3 separate regions of the Homo sapiens genome follow, and regions 1 and 2 are each linked to region 3. Evidence: chromatin contacts called from ENCODE Hi-C or POLR2A ChIA-PET data. All regions are on one chromosome and are shown on one strand. The core of a region is the stretch at or near the end of the contact, and the rest is flanking DNA. Distances in the headings are between cores, read along the strand shown. Region 1 holds the start of SAYSD1 (SAYSVFN motif domain containing 1). Region 2 overlaps BTBD9 (BTB domain containing 9). Region 3 holds the start of CMTR1 (cap methyltransferase 1).

Region 1 (3,314 bases), core at 330-2,829, 1.7 Mb before region 3:
CTAGCTCAAACTACTACAGTTTCTCATTCTACCATATTTATTCCTAACTAGTTTCCCTTCTTCTATTCTTGCAATCTTCCAGGGTCCCACCTCCATCAGCCAGTGTAATCCTTTAAAAATATGTCATATCATATCATCTCCTGCTCAAAATCCACTAACTGCTTCCCACCACACTTAGTCTTCACCATGGCCTACAGGGCCTTACATGCACGATCTTGCCCCTGGCATCTTTATTTTCTGTCACTCTTTCCTCCCTCCCTCCCTCCCTCTCTCCCCCTCTCTCCCTCCTTCCCTCCTTCCCTCCCTCCCTCCCTGCCTCCCTCTCCCTCCTTCCAATCCAGTCATAACAGCCTCCCTGATGTTCTGTGAACAAGTCAAGCGTGCTATTTGAGGCCTCGGGACCTTTGCACTTGTTCCTCTGACTGAAACACTCCTGTTCAGATATCTACATACCTCACTCATTTAAGTCTATGCCCAAATGACAAACCTTCAGGGAGGTCTTCTCTAATACCTCCACCATTGCCTACTTTGCTTCACTTTTCTTCACAGCACTTATCAGTACCTGATATGACATGAAATATGTAGATACACATTTGTTTATTGTCTGTATTTCCATTTGGAGTGTAAGCTCTAAGAAAACAGGTTTTTGTTTGTTTTTTCCTTTCATCCCAGCATCCCCAGTGCCTGTGACTTTAGACAGAGCAGGCCCTAGGTAAACGTCTGTTAAATGAATGGATGACTCTGTTCTAATTTGTCTAATTTCTCGAGTCACCCTCAGCCAGATCCAACAAATATTTGAGTCTTAATTATGTAAGTGACACTTAGCTAGATGCTTACAGCTTTAAGAACGTATAAAACAGCCCCTAACCTGAACTGTGTCCTTTTGGGAGGGTACTGATTGGGAGAGGGCACAAGGAAACTCCCAGAGTACAGAAATGTTCTTTCTCTCCATCTGGGTGGTAGTTACACAGGTGCATACATAAGAGCAAATCTACTGAGTCATATTCTTAAGATGTGTATTTTATGTTGCACCCCAATAAAAGTTTTTGTTGTTGGTTTTTTTAAGGTTCTGACGTATCTAGACACAAAACGAGATAATTTCCCAACGTGGCAAGACCAATGATGGAGCTGCACAGCCTGCTTTGTGAGCAGTGAGAAAGTCACCCTCCAGGTACTAAGATTGGCATACCCTTTCCTTGATAAGAGAAAAAGGGTAAGATGTAGCCTGTTATTCCTCTGACGCTGGAATGTCGTAGAGATCACGGGCCTCTCCTAACCCCTGGAACCATCTTCTCACTGTGGCGCTGTTCATTGGGGCCCAGCAACAGAGATCCCGAATACAGGACGCTGGATCAGTGGGGCCTCGAGCCCTTAAGTGAGATGCAGCAAGGCAGAGCGGCCTTTGGGAGAGGGCAATGGGGCAGCCCTGTGCTTTAGACTTGGCTTGAGGAGGTGACACTGTGTCCACGTGCCTGTGAAGAGAGAACGGCTGAGTATACACGCGACCCGCCAGACTTCACAAACGGAGGAGACGCGGGTCACACCAGTGCGCATGCTCAGCAGGGGCTTCTGCCACGCAGGCGCACGGCGGCCGGCGCGGGCCGAGCGGAGGCAACTGCTGTGCGGCCTGCGGGCGCGCGCTCCCTTATCGGCCAACGGACGCGAGGCGCGCGCCATGGAACAGCGGTTAGCTGAGTTTCGGGCGGCGCGGAAACGGGCGGGTCTGGCGGCCCAACCCCCTGCTGCCAGTCAGGGCGCACAAACCCCAGGAGAGAAGGCGGAAGCAGCAGCGACTCTAAAGGCAGCCCCAGGCTGGCTAAAGCGGTTCCTGGTATGGAAACCTAGGCCCGCGAGTGCCCGGGCCCAGCCCGGCCTAGTTCAGGTGAGACGATGGAAACTTCGGCCCTAGGACCTGGCCTCGGAGCCACAGTCGAGGGCGCGGCCCTAGCTGCCGGGGGTGTGGCCCTAGCTGCCGGAGGCGGGGCTACTGGCCCCCCATCCTGATCGAGGGCCGGACCGCTCATCTCCGGCCACACGTGTCAGCACTGTTACCAGTTTTGACATTTTCTTTCCAGCCCGCGACCCACGCAGGTCCTGATTCCAGCGAGAGTCGAGGGTCCTGGGAGAAAGCACCTCTGCTCTTAAATTATTCACTCCGAATTGAGTTATCGTGACGCCCTGTGGCATTGGGAAACCTCTCCACAACCAAGTTGAGCCACAGCCCTCTGCTAATGGAGGAGGGTAAAAGGTCTAATTGGATACCGATCACAAGTAGCAGTAATTAAAACTTCATTTGATTCGCACCTGGGGCACATGCAGCTAGTAGCCCAGATAGCCTGTGACTTAGAAATGCGTTTGAATACAGAATTTACCAAAGTGTGGTAGCTGTAACTGCCGGTAGTGGCAGAAGCTTATTCCAGTTCCATAGTGAATGTTCAAGACACAAACAAAAAAAAGTGATTTAGTATGATAACCTTTTCACATTTAATTGTTTTGGTAATCTCTTGTTTTGCAGATGAATTTAATTTGCATCCTTTTGTGTTTTCATTTAGTTTTAACTCAGTAAAATGGTAAGGTGGCTTGCAGTGAGGTTGAAATGTCTATGTGGAAATACAAGACAAAACATATCAAGGGATGAGTGCTTTGTAACAATTTGTGCCCAGTGCTTTGTTCCTCATAAGTGCAATAAGAACTAAAAAATTCCTTTTAAAATGAAAATATACTGGAAGAAAAGTGTACCTTGCTCACCTTAAAATTATTTCCTGTAAGTTCATCTATTATTGCACAACATTTGATTTGAGGGAATTTTTAAAAATTACTGAACCTATTACTCAATTTTGATTTGATATTCTCAGTGATATACAGGATTCCAGCTGACTTGCAGAAAGGTGAAAAGAGCGCAGCAGAGTTCAGACAATCCATTTCCTTGTGTGCAGTTTGTGTTAATTGTCTTTGGATAATTTTATTGTTGACTAGAACTTTCTAAGTACAACACTTGCTTAAGATTTTAGAAACCATTTCCCTTATTCTTTTTCTCTCTGCAGTTAAAAAACAATGTCTAACCCATGCAATGAACTTTTGACTGTATGTCTCATTTCCAAAGGAATGAGATCATTGAGGTGGACCCAGAGAAACTGAATTCAGAGAAAAACTTCCATTATTGAGAACCCAAACGCTGATTGCCAGACAAAAGGATGAGAGGAAATGCTGGACCTCCAGTTTCTTGTTAATTGCTCTGTTTTTCCATAAGGGACTCTGCCTTAAGCTCATTTTCATTGACTTATCATTTCTGGGTTTGCTCTGGTGTGAAAATT
Region 2 (3,276 bases), core at 263-2,762, 1.1 Mb before region 3:
TCGAGCCTAGTACTAAACAGAAAACACTAGTAATGAATGGTGGATATTGAGTACTCTGGGGGGTGCTCTTAAAATTTTGAGCTATTCCTCAACATGGTGCTGTTAATTTGGCAGCCATATAATATTGCTGAAAAATGAGAAAACTTTAGAACATGAGCGAAAATGGATAGAAGTAGAATTCAAAGTGTGCATGTGACTGGTGGCTGGAATTGCAAGTGGGATCTTGGTCTAAAACCTGGGAGTTGAGAGAGAAGAAAGCAGGGCTAAAAGCAACGTTCTCAAGGTTATGCCCGTTGAGAGAGGGAACAAGAGCGTAGGTGGGAGAGGTATTTACTTCAGGGGCTGGTCAGAGTTTAGAGGAGGATTAGGAGCGTTGTTTACTGGAGACAAGGCCAGACAGGGTGTTGAGATGGGTGTAAATTGACAATTTAGAGTCTGGCATAGGAGAGATGAACTTGGTTAATACAAAACGGTTTCTTTCTTTATTTCCTTTTTTAAAAAATTATCAAAATGGAAATATCTCTCATTATAAAGTTATAATGTATATATTTTAAATATTGATAAAACTTGCCATCTGGAAATGTTGTACTCAATTTCTACCAATTGCATGTAAAAATGCCCCTTTCTGTGAACCTTCACCAATGCAGACACTGTCACCGTTTTGCCAATGTAATACATAATTTGTTTAAAACAAAAATCCTATTTTACTTTGAATTTCTTTATTGGTGAGTTAAAGTATCTTTTAATACTGGCCATTTGTTAATTTCTTATTTATGAAAAGCCTGTTTTTGTCTTCTGCATATTTTTCTTCTGAGATAGTTTTCTTTTTGTCTTGTGAGAACTTTGTATCAATACATATATATATATGACATTATCCTTTTGCCTGTCATATATGAAATTTGTTAACGCATTTTTAGTGTTTTATTGGTACTTTTTGCCATATAGAATTTTACTTTTTAAAAAATGTATTCAAATCTGTCAGTCTTTTAAATGATTTCTGGCTTGGTATTATGATTAGAAGATTATTCCTCACTCTAATATTAAAGTATGTTAAACTTTTATGTATATATATATATTTTTTCCACTACTTGTTTTTTTTTTTTAAGCCTTATATCTTAAGTATTTAATACAGTCAGGATATTTTGCATAGATCTTTTCAGGTAGGGATAGTCAGTTGATTAAAGTCATTTATTTGATAATCATTTCTTGCTATCCTAATGTGATCAGCCATATTTATGATGAGCTGGATTCTAGCATATACCCTACTCAGTTCCACTGATTTCTTTGATTCTTGCTGAAAGTATTTTAATTATTGTAGTTCACTTCCCTCCTTTTTCTTCTTTTCTTAGAATGAGAAATTGTGTGTGCCATATGTGTCATAGAAAAAAGAAAGGGTATCATAGAGCATCTGCTAGGCTGTCTTCTGGTTGTTGTAGTCACATTAGAGGCCGTAAGTGATGATAAACATCTCACTAGAATGGTTCTACTTTCACTTACAACAGGAAATTTAGGCATGCTTCACCAGCTAAGGAAATAGATTTTATGTATTCATTCGTCACTCACCCATTCAACAAATAAGCGCCTACTTTATGCTATTGTTGTACTTGATATTGAGGCCACAACACTGAAGAAGATTGCCAAGGTTTCTGTGCTTTTGGAATTTGGGAGAAACAGATTAAAACAAACAAATAATAAGCACATCACATAATTATAAGTGTTGCAAAGATGGTACTGTGATAGTAACAGAAGTCAGGGGAGAAGGATTATTTTAAATAGGATGGTTAGAAAAGGCCAGAGATGGGGGGTAGGTGTTTTAAGCTGAGATGAAGGGGGTGATATTTTCTGGTCATTGTTTTATTTGTTTTTGGTTTTGTGTGTGTGTGTGTGTGTGTGATTGTTTCTTTGTTTTTTAGATGGGCTTGCTCTGTCACCCAGGCTGGAGTGCAGTAGTGCAATCTTGGCTCACTGCAACCTCTGCCTGCTGGGCTCAAATGATTCTTCTACCTCACCCTCCTGAGTAGCTGGGACTACAGGCATGTGTCACCACACTCAGCTAGTTTTTTCTATTTTTAGTAGAGATGGGGCCTTGCCATGTTGCCCAGGCTGGTCTTCAACTCCTGGACTCAAGCGATCTGACTGCTTCAGCCTCACAAAGTGCTGGGATTACAGGTGTGAGACACCATGCCTGGCCCATTGTTTTAGATATTTACACAACATCTAAATATTTTCTTTGGTGTACATTGAATGTTATTTGGCAGTAGCTGGTCTACTGTGGGAGACCTCATTAGAGGAATACTCTAACTTTACTGTGTTTTGGTATATGGCATTTTAATCTCATTTATTGCTACTATACATTCTAGGCCCCCCTCATTCCTGGTGTCAATAGATACAGCATAATTTTTTTTCACCTATTCTCATTAGATTATAGTACTTACATAGTGCTATAGATCTACATAAAATAAATGAGAAAATAAGCATTGCTATTTATGGAAGCATTCTTTCCCTGCTATATTAACACTTGTATAACATATGTCTTCTTTCATTTCTCTTTTGTTCCCTACACCTCTGCCCATAACTGGGCATTGATGTATCTATTTACTTTTAAAGGTAGACACTCTTACATTATTCAGTGTTCACTAGATTGCTTTAGAATCCTAGCTAGAATAATACTGAGCCTTTACTTTCTTCTTATGACTGAAGAGCTTCACAATTCAAGAAATGCCTTATTCAGATGTAAAAGAAACAGGATTAGTTTCATTTTTTAAAAAGTTATCTTTTTAGTTCATACTTAGTTTGAGTTGTCCATCTACCTACAACCTTGATATTACAATTGAACTAGCAAGAGCAACCCTCATAGAGGAACATTTTCTTCTAAGAATGCAAAGCAAAGTGTAGCCACATGGTGTCACTAAATTATAACAATTTTACTCGAAGCTAAAGAGAATTTAAAAATTGCTTTTTTACACCATCATATTTAAATATAAATTGTTCTGAAAGTCTGTGATTTGTGAAATAACATGTGAAACTATTTGTACTATTTAAGTCTTTCTGCTGATGTGGAGCGTTAATTATGTCCAAAGTCCAGAGGTATATATTTTGGTGCTTGCTAGCTAGTTCTTGAGTTGTCATCTGCAAGGCATAGGAGAAATGTGGGCTTCTGTAGTCCAGCTATTCAGTTTCATGCAAATATATATATTTTTTAACCTTCCTTTGGAATTTTGAAAGAGAGGAGTAACTCAAAGGAGATAGGAGATAGATTCTCTAAATATGTAAAAG
Region 3 (3,251 bases), core at 312-2,811:
CAAAAATTAGCCGGGTGGTGGCACATGCCTGTAGTCCCAGCTACTCAGGAGAACCGCTTGAATTGCTGAGGCGGAGGTTGCAGTGAGCCGAGATCACACCACTGCACTCCACCCTGGGCGACAGAGCAAGACTCCGTCTCAAAAAAACAAAAAAGAAAGAAACAGGCACCATGCCACCATCAATCATCCATCCCCATGGTTAGGTACATGAGAGATAAGCACGAGAAAAAAATAAGATGGAATGAAGTGATTATGAAACCCTGAAATCTTAACGAATTATCAAGTTAAAGAGCAAGCAAGAGAAGTAGTGAATACAGTGTGGCTTACACACAACTGATTGGCTGTAGAGAACTCAGAAAAGAGGACTCAATACAGGGTGGGCGACAAGCTGGGAAACAATCCTTAGGGAAGGCGAGGTACAGCAAGAAAGTATTGAAACCCAAAAGTGTCACTGATGCTCCCAACCTCGTAAAACCCTGGATCACATGTTTCAGTTCTCTCCAACTCAAGGAAGAGCCAATCAACCCAATGCACAACCGCCACCTTCCTGAGAAAGCAGCCTCTTACTAGATACAGGCAGGGGCTGTCCCAGGGAAGAACCGGAGACACTGAGCAAACAGAAAGCAAGACCAAGCTAAGCCACATTTCACTTTAAGCCGTAGTCTTAAATACCCCCAAAAGGCCCCCAGGGTGAGATAAAGGAAGGCTCATCACAGAGCTTGCTTCTAGCCATTGCAAGCGCTAAAAGCTTTTAATTCTTAAGTGACTCGGGGGGAGACTGGAAGTACAGCAAACTCAAAGCGGACTGTTGAACAGCTGTGTGAAAGGCAGGAGAGGCGGATGCTCCTCCCCAAACCACATCACCTTAGATTTGGGCCTTCCAAATCATCTCATCCAACCCTATCATCTTCCACGGGAAAAGACTGCGGCCACAGAGGTGAAGGCCACACAGCTAACCAGTGCCCTGCTCAAGTGACCCACACATGCCAGCAGAATGCTCTGGCAGGGAACTTCTAAGCGGAAGGCAAGCGGCCTGGTTCTACCTGCTGCTTCCGCACAGAAGGGGTTCAAATCCCCTCTGCAGTCTTCTCTCCCTGGGCCTCGGTTTGGCACTGCCACCCCTAATCACAGAGAGAAGAGATAAGCTCCCATGTCTCCCGGCCAGTCCCTTCATTTGAAGATAACATGAGCGTGTGAATGTGTGCGCAGAGACGTGTGTCAGCGGCAGCTCGGGCTCCAGGGAGCCGGCGTTGGGGGTGGGAGGAGGAGGGAAGACATAAGGGGCCAGAAGGCGAGGAGACCCATAACCGCGGGCGGGGGGCCCAGGCGGCGGTGGAGGGGAGAAGGATGCTGAGCCCGCGCGCCCGCCCGCTTGCTCCCCCCGGGCCGCGCGTCGGCACTCACGCTGAGGGGAGAGAGCGAGCTGCCGGGGAGCGGAGGGGGGGTCAGGCCGACACTGTCGCCGCCGCTGCCAGAGCCGCCGCCTCCTCCCTCAGTTTCGTTTCCCCACAAGCCAGCCCGGGTCCGCCAGCCGCACCGTCGCGCTCGGGTCCAGTACTGCGGGCAGCGCAGCCTGATGACGTCACGGACAGCGCCGCGCCTCGGTCCTCCCCCGGCCGGGTCCCGGCCCCGGGAAAGGCAGCTGAGGTTTGGCCCGCTCCACCTCTCAACCTGGGAGGTCCAGGGGCGCCTGCGCGGAAAAGCCGCCCGGAAAAGGCTGCAAAAGCAAAAGTAACTATCTCCTCCTTTGGCTCTGAGGAAGAGAAACCAATACAAAAATTGTAAGTGCTAGGTGCCCTCACACGACCTCATCTTACTTAATCTTATCATTATCTTCATTTTACAGACTAAGAACAAGTTCAGAGAGGTAGATGGTAAACTGGTTGAGCGAACGCAGTGTTCTTGTTCCCTGCTGTATCCCCAACATCCAGCCTATGGGACATCTCAACAGATTTTGAACGAAGGACGGGAGGACAGAAGGAATGCCGCCTGTAGCATCTTACCATATGGGCACAGTTGGCTCTCCATCTCAAACCTCTCTTCTGATTTTCAGGCCAATATGGCCAAACGTCTGTTGGACATCCTCACTCAGTCACCTCAAACCCCATGAATTCAAATTTCACCTTATGTTCTTCCATCAGCTCACTTTTTTCCTGGTGAAGGGCGCTGCCATCCATCCTGTTGGTCCAGCTAGAAATCTGAGGAATCTCCCTCTTCTTCATACCCCAAAGTTTCTCATACACTTAATTGCGCTTACCTCCTAATTGTCTTTCAAATCCATCCATTCACCCCCATCCCCATTGCCACAATTCATGCACTTACCCCCTCTCGGCAGAATTTCTCCAGTAACTCCAAACTCCCGTGACTGTCTCCAGTTGTGATCCCTCTAATGCGTTCTTCACAAAACCAAAGTGATTTTTATAATTTTCAACACCTGTGAAAAGAAGGGAATTTAAAATTGATTAATTAAACCTGATCCTGTCACAACCCAACAATGATTAAAATCCATCAATGATGTCCCATTGCTCTTAGAATAAAGCTAATGTCCTTAAAATGGCCTCTGAGACCCTCCAGCATGACCCCTTCTTCAGGTATGCCTTGTACTGCTATCCCTTAGTTCTCCCCATGCTGACTCTTCTCAGTTTATCAAATATGCCGTGTCTCCGCCGGGCGCGGTGGCTCACACCTGTAATCCCAGCACGTGGGGAGGCTGAGGCGGATGGATCACCTGAGGTCAGGAGTTCGAGACCAGCCTGGCCAACATGGTGAAATCCCGTCTCTACTGAAGATACAAAAAAAGTAGCTGGGTGTGGTGGTGCGCACCTATAGTCCCAGCTACTCAGTAGGGTAAGTCAGGAAAATCGCTTGAACCTGGGAAGCAGAGGTTGCAGTGAGCAGAGATTGCACCACTGCACTCCAGCCTGGGCGACAGAGCCAGACTCCATCTCAAAAACAGAACACAACAAAACAAAACATGCCATGTCTCTTAAGAGTTCAGCCCCCTGCCTGGATCATGCTTCTCCTCTTTGCTGGGCTAATGTCCATTTATCCCTCAGGAGTCACTTTAGTGTCCCTATCTCGAAATATTTCCTGATGTCACAAATCTAGGTTGGGAGACCCACCTCTGAGCTCCTAAAGCACTCTGTCCTTCCACTATCAAAGCACTTACCACGGTGTTGTATAATGGCCTGTGGACTCATCTGCCTCCCCGACTCAGCTGTAAACTCTGTACAGGAAAGATTGTCTGTCTG

Evidence for each region. Hi-C counts contacts between places; a loop is a spot of excess contacts on that map. ChIA-PET counts read pairs that join two places held with the same protein, here RNA polymerase II (POLR2A). Pooled maps may share reads with other maps.
Region 1: a map of CD8-positive, alpha-beta T cell shows a loop between it and region 3 (6-fold over the local background). The contact joins the promoter of SAYSD1 here to the promoter of CMTR1 in region 3. A Hi-C loop is called at or near these places in 2 of 168 maps with a recorded cell type or tissue (CD4-positive, alpha-beta T cell and CD8-positive, alpha-beta T cell) and 6 of 50 pooled maps.
Region 2: a loop to region 3 is called in a map of B cell, with 6 times the contacts of the local background. The contact joins the enhancer-like site here to the promoter of CMTR1 in region 3. A Hi-C loop is called at or near these places in 1 of 168 maps with a recorded cell type or tissue (B cell) and 5 of 50 pooled maps. POLR2A ChIA-PET finds 5 or more read pairs at or near these places in 1 of 52 experiments (activated B cell).

Annotation. Positions count from the first base shown.
Region 1 is chr6:39,113,451-39,116,764 of GRCh38, reverse strand. It overlaps SAYSD1 (SAYSVFN motif domain containing 1), which reads left to right and starts at 1,579. Exons shown (of 2, transcript NM_018322.3): 1 at 1,579-1,882. The coding sequence starts at 1,676. RefSeq lists an enhancer at 1,696-1,985.
Region 2 is chr6:38,570,592-38,573,867 of GRCh38, reverse strand. All of the region lies in intron 6 of BTBD9 (BTB domain containing 9), which reads left to right. Among named protein-coding and RNA genes, the nearest start is that of BTBD9, 68 kb to the left of the region's middle. Within about 2 kb of position 1,512, at least 6 of the 41 ENCODE cell types and tissues checked have a DNase peak (open chromatin) inside an H3K27ac peak, as active enhancers do; they include B cell, where a contact is called at or near this core.
Region 3 is chr6:37,431,531-37,434,781 of GRCh38, reverse strand. It overlaps CMTR1 (cap methyltransferase 1), which reads right to left and starts at 1,561. Exons shown (of 24, transcript NM_015050.3): 1 at 1,405-1,561. LOC107986531 (a long non-coding RNA gene) reads left to right here and starts at 1,559. Exons shown (of 2, transcript NR_171666.1): 1 at 1,559-1,731; 2 at 1,847-2,554. RefSeq lists a silencer at 1,216-1,405 and enhancers at 1,406-1,685, 1,378-1,879.